Regions from separate parts of the Homo sapiens genome. Here region 1 is linked to region 2. Evidence: read pairs that join two places in POLR2A ChIA-PET (ENCODE). Cell type or tissue: Panc1. All regions are shown on one strand. Each heading gives the region's core, and the rest is flanking DNA. Links, peaks and the distances in the headings are about the cores only. Region 1 overlaps IRAG1 (inositol 1,4,5-triphosphate receptor associated 1). Region 2 has its middle 41 kb from the start of AKIP1.

Region 1 (2,906 bases), core at 265-2,764, 1.8 Mb after region 2:
CTTGTCCTCCAAGACCCAGTTCACATATCTCCTCCTTCATAAACCCATTCCTCCTCTTCACCTCAGGAAAAGTTACTCCCTTCCTGTAGTAGTTTCCTACTGCGTCTGTACCAAATTTCCACATATTTGGTGGCTTAAAACTGCACAAATTCATTATCTTACAATTCTTGAGGTCAGAAGTTCAAAATCCATCTCAGCAGGCTAAAGTCTAAGCATCAGCAGGGCTGTGCTTCTTCAGGAGGCTCTAGGGGAGAATCCATTTCCTGCCATTTCCAGCTTTAGAGGCTGCCTACATTCGTTGGCTGGTGACCCTTTTTTCTCCATCCTCAAAGCCAGCAGAGTCGCTGGCATCTTTTCTCCCCTCTGATCTCTGCTTCCCCCTTCACATTTCCTTCTCCTCTGACTTTCACCGTCCTGCCTCCTTATAAGAACTCATGATTACATTGAACCCGCTCAGTTAATCCAGGGTAATCTCCATCTAAGTATTCCCAATTTAATCATATCTGCAAAGGCCCTTTTGCCATTTAAGGTAACATCTTCATAGGTTCCTGGGTTAGGATGTAGACATCTTGGGGAGGGGGGAGTATTCAGCCTACTGCCCTATCCTCCCAGGGTACTTTGCCCAGAACTCAACCCAACTAGAATTTGAACATCTCAAGAGCAGAGACTCTGCCTTATTCATAGCTTTATGAATATTCTTATAATATTCATATTTTTATGACCTGCCTCCAGTACAGGGTCAAACACAGAATAGGCATTCACTAAATGTTTATTGAGTTAATAAATGAATGACACCGTATTTCTAAAAAGCAGAGAAGAAGGTTTTACATAGGCTGGGTGCAGTTGCCCATGCCTGTAATCCCAGGGCTTTGGGAGATCAAGGCGGGTGGATCACTTGAAGTCAGGAGTTCAAGACCAGCCTGGCCAACATGGTGAAACCCCATCTCTACTAAAAATACAAAACTTAGCCATCATCTGGGTTGCTATATAAGCAAGTGGGTGGCCTTGCCTGCCCTCATTCTCATTGAGCTTCCCCAGGTTAATGGCCAAGTTTTTCTCTCTCTCGATGATGTACCCGGGTTTCATGTCTTCTCTGCCACACAGATGTGCAAATTTCTCCCATAGTATTCTACAACTAAAACCTCACAAAAGGCCAGGGCCTCCTTCTCTGACACCTTCATGCTTCTGTTCTGCCATCCAGGAGTAATTTGCAAAGTGAATTTTCAGATTAACTTATCAATGGCTCTTCTAGCTTTAACCTAAGCCTAACAGAAGACCACAGAGCAGCCCCACCAGCCCCTCTGGCTCCGCTTGGAATGCTGACCAAAGCATTTCCTCAAACAGTTGGTTATGTGTGTTCAAATGCGGCAGCACCCTCGTGTCTGCTGCTGTGGTACTCTGGAACCACCTCCTTCCTGACAGAGCAGAGCCGGGAGGCTTTGCAAGGTGGTCATTGCCTTTAAACCCAGACCTGGACTCATGGCTTGATTCCTGCTCCAGCAAAGGCACAGACTCTGGTATTAGGGGTCCTGGCAATCCAGCACCTGGGATTGCCCATTCCCATGAAGCAGGCCTCTGGGAAATGTACCTTATTTCAGGTAGAAGGCAGGAGGCACTGTACCCACTTGATGGGATCGCACTAGGCCTTGATGGCCTTGGTTCTTTCAGAAGCCAACATGTGGGCTGAATCTGAGCCAACGGCCTCTTCCTTGGATCTCCCGGCCTCTGAACCTGAAGATGCCCTTTTCTTAGGATGGGAGCAAGGATGGATAAAGGCAAGCTGGTGTTTTGTCCAGGCCCAGAGATCTGTCAAGGGCCATCTAGACCACCAGGAACCAGAAGAGGCACCCTATTGCCTTGGATTCTTTAGAAACTTTGTTCCAAATAAAAATAAAGCTTCCTTGACTTGGCAACACCACAGCCCAATAAATAAATAAATAAGCAAAAAAAGAAAAGAAAATTAACACCCAGTTCCCAGTGTGCCTCTCTCATTCAGTTCCTCCTACTTCTCCATCATCTCCCCTTCCCTTCCTAGTTTTCTTCTAGGAAGAGGTCATCAGGGTCTATTAGGAACCTGTAGGAATACATATAGGAATATAGGAATATATGTAGGAACTGGTTTGGGAAAGTCAGAAGGAAAAGATGGCCTCCATGGTGCCTGCCTAAATCATTCACCCATTCTAGAAAAGCTTGTTGAGTGCTTCCTATGTGTTAGGTACTGTGCTGGGCACTGGGGCTCTGGGGTGTGTCCTCCAAGGCCACCTCCTCCAGGAAGGCTTCCCTGACCTCTCCTGGAAGCTATATTCTCCTCTGGTCTATGACAGCACTGTGTGGCTATCCCAATCTGCCAAGCAGTGGTTTCTGTTTCTCATTTGCAAAGCCTGAGGGCAGATAGCTTTCTTTTGTAACACAGGTACAGAGAAAGTTCTCAATACCTGGTGGATCTCTTCTTTTGAAAGCAAGGACTCTAGGAATCAAGCCTCACTTTTCACATGGCCTACTACACACCCAGCACAATGTAGATACGCTAGCTCTTGAACCATCTCAGGTCTGTGAGAAAGGAATTACTTGTCCATTTTACAGATGAGGAAATGGAGCCTTAGACAAGCAAAGTGACTCGCTCTAGGTCACACAGTCAGAAGGCAGAGTCAGGATTAAACACTGGGTCTCCTCTGCCCAAAATGGGATGTTTGGCTCTTCCTTAGAGAGAGCTTATTCCTATGCTTCTCTAATCTTAGCAAAGACAGAACAAGGGTATTAGGAGATGTTTTTTGATAGGGCAGTGCTCTTGATCATTCTAGATCCCAGCTCTTCCTCAGGGCCAGCACAGCCAACAAGAACAACAGCAGCCGAGACGCAGCCCCTCTCCGAGGAACTGGAAGTCCTTCTCACGGCATCCCCTGGGG
Region 2 (2,906 bases), core at 112-2,611:
CTAAGCCAAGTTTGTCCAACCTGCGGCCCATGGGCCGCCCAGGACGGCTCTGAGTGTGGCCCAACACAAATTCGTAAACTTTTAAAAATATTATGATTTTTTATGCGATTTATTTTAAGCTCATCAGCTATCCTTAGAGTCAGTGTATTTTACATGCGGCCCCAGGCGATTCTTCTTCCAGTGTGACCCCGGGAAGCCAAAAGATTGGACATTCCTGTTCTAAGCCAATTGATCTGAAATTATCCTTCACTCAAATGTCACTTCTCTTTCCCCAAGGAGTCCACAAACTCAAGACCAAGGATTTCCCTAATTACCAAGCCAATCCAATCTAAGCGTTCAGTAAAAAAATACTTTTAAGGTAAGAGTTGCCTTGGAGTTGTCTACCAAAATGGGTGCCCTTCTGGCCCAATTAGGGGATAACATTTCCCATACATACACTTGAACAATTTTTCTTCCCCCTATCTTGGGGAGTTTTTCCAAAGGTAATATTTGCCAGATAGCCTGGGCCCAGTGGCTCACGCCTGTAATTCCAGCACTTTGGGAGGCCCAGGCGGGTGGATCACCTCAAATCAGGACTTTGAGACCAGCCTGGCCAACATGGGGAACCCCATCTCTACTAAAAATACAAAAATTAGCCAGACGTAGTGGCAGGCGCCTATAATCCCAGCTACTCGGGAGGCTGAGGCAGGAGAATTGCTTGAACCCAGGAGGCGGGGGTTGCAGTGAGCCGAGATTGCGCCACTGCACTCCAGGGACAGAGAGAGACTCCGTCTCGAAAAAAAAAAAGAAAAAAATTTTTTAAATAAAAAATATATGCCAGATAAATAAAAAGGAGGGTTACATCTATGTTAGTCACCTAGGAACTCTCTGCCAGACCAGCAGAATTTAAGAAGCCTTCACTTCATGCATTCAACAGGCTCTTCTTGAGTTCTGGCCTTGTGCGGTCCTTAATTCAGCAAGGGAGATAGGCTGTGAACAATTCAGTCTCTATCTTGGATTAGCTTTCTGGACCCCAGATTACGTCTAACCTTTTAGAAACCCCTAATTCTGGCAAAAAAAAATCAATTAAGGGATTCACCTTCTGAAAAATATTAAAACAAAACAATGCAGCCCTTTGGGTTTTAACCCTGTGGCCCCATCCCAAAATGGCCAGTTGCAGTGTGTGCAGCTAAGAGGTAGCTGAAAACAGTCTTGCAGATGGGATAATGACCTCTTTGCCATTCCCAAGACCCTGCTATCCAAACAGCAGAAACACCTGGTTGGTAATAAAAGCAAGAGCTGGACTAAGGCTGTACTAAGGCAAATTTTCTCACTTAATGAAGAAGTTATTTTATTCATATTAATCATCAACTACTTTCATATAAAGATCCCAGGAAAATGCAATAAGCCCTCTTTAGAAACACTTGAAAACATTGTCTCTTGAACTCTACTCAGTTACTAAATTATTGGATAACGTGCCATAAACGTTGACTAGAGTGTGGACCCTTTAATACTTAGTGCGTGTCTGCACAAGGGCAAAAAGTGAACCATCCACAAATAAACATAGTTTAACTTGTTGCAGTAATAGCATGCAAAGTTAATTTTCCTTTGTTTGAGTTCCGTGTGTCTGTGTGTGTTGTGCGTGTGTATGTGTGTGTGTGTGTGCGCGCGCGCGCGCGCGTTCTTCAAGGAGCCTGCATACAAGCTGCAACAGCTCCAGGTAGGAGCTCGAATGCCGCCACCGAGAGGCAAGGCGGTGCGCAGAGCCAGCTCCCAGGACGTCCCGAGATCGGGTCTCCGCTCGGCACCAGGCAGCTCTTCACCGCCGGACTCTGGCCGCGAGGTTCCCCACCCCCAACCGCGCGGCCCCCGCCGGGCCGGAAAGCAGAGCCGGCGGCTACTGACCGCCCGGGAGGGCGGACCCCACCAGCCCCGCTCCTCTGCGCCTGCGGCGGCCCCCACGCGCGTACTCACGGAGCTGGACACCGCTGCCGGGGCCGGGAGTCGGGAGCAGAGGGAAAAGGGCTGGGAGGGCAGGGGCGGGACCGGGCGCGCACGCGGGAACCGGGGCCACCCGGCCCGGAGGCGCTTACCTCTGCGTTCCCCAGCCGGGCCGGGCGCGGCGCCTGGATGGGGTCTCGCCGGGAGCCGCGCGGCCCGGAGGAGGAGCCGCTCCTGCAGAGAGGGCGGGCGGCGGGCAGGCATCCGCGCCCCGGGCTGCGGCCGGGCTGCAGGGAGAGAGAGGGGAGGGAGCGCAGATTTGAGTGGAGGGGGCGTGGAGGATGTGCGCCTCCACCCAAGACAGAGAGGGTGGGCTGCTGGAGCCCGGCGGAGGGGAGCGCTCGGAGGCGCCGGAGGCAGCGAGAAAGCCGCGCCGAGAGTGTGCGAGGGAGGGTGGGGGACAGGGGTGAGGGAGGCGGGGGCCGGGGGCAGCAGGGAGGAGAAGTTGGCCCCCAAACTGGACGGCCCTCACCTCCTCACCATCCGACCAAGAGTTGTCTGGGTCTGGAGCAAAGCACAACGGGGTCTGAAACTTTATGTCATTTTCTCATACACACGTGACCCCCCTGGAGTCCAGATGGTTTCAATCACTGGAGGAAAAAAGCGGCTCTTCTGGTATGCGTGAAAAGCCGGAGCTGGGAGAGTCTGGGAAAAGCTGCCTGCACCGCCCGCCGGCCTTCAAACAAACCGATGAGCTCTTTCCCTTCTCCCAGTTCTCGGGCCTCGGGGGAGCCCTACAAAACCCAAATGAAATTCAAAGAAGCTACTTTTGGTACTGCAGCAGCAGCAGAACTCCCAAAGCACTAGGGTTCCAAGGAGCCTGGTCTCAACCGAAAGCTCCAAAAGGGATTCTGAAATTTTACTTTAAATACTCCACTGGTTTGCAAAAACAAAAACTAGAAAAGGGTGCCATTTAATAATAAAGC

What was found. ChIA-PET counts read pairs that join two places held together with the same protein. Peaks named below come from ENCODE experiments on the same cell type or tissue, not always from the same donor. Only the 100,000 strongest peaks of a DNase experiment are listed, where the experiment ranks them.
Region 1: POLR2A ChIA-PET joins it to region 2 with 5 read pairs; 1 of 35 experiments calls an interaction of 5 or more read pairs at or near these places.

Annotation. Positions count from the first base shown.
Region 1 is chr11:10,661,294-10,664,199 of GRCh38, forward strand. The region is part of intron 1 of IRAG1 (inositol 1,4,5-triphosphate receptor associated 1); the gene reads right to left. Among named protein-coding and RNA genes, the nearest start is that of IRAG1, 31 kb to the right of the region's middle. In Panc1, for the core only: no CTCF peak of the experiment used is centred there; no DNase peak of the experiment used is centred there; H3K27ac peaks cover 451 bases.
Region 2 is chr11:8,868,882-8,871,787 of GRCh38, forward strand. It overlaps a transcript of DENND2B not described here. Among named protein-coding and RNA genes, the nearest start is that of AKIP1, 41 kb to the right of the region's middle. In Panc1, for the core only: CTCF peaks have their summits at 1,672 and 1,873; a DNase peak (open chromatin) is centred at 1,620; H3K4me3 peaks cover 1,720 bases; H3K27ac peaks cover 856 bases.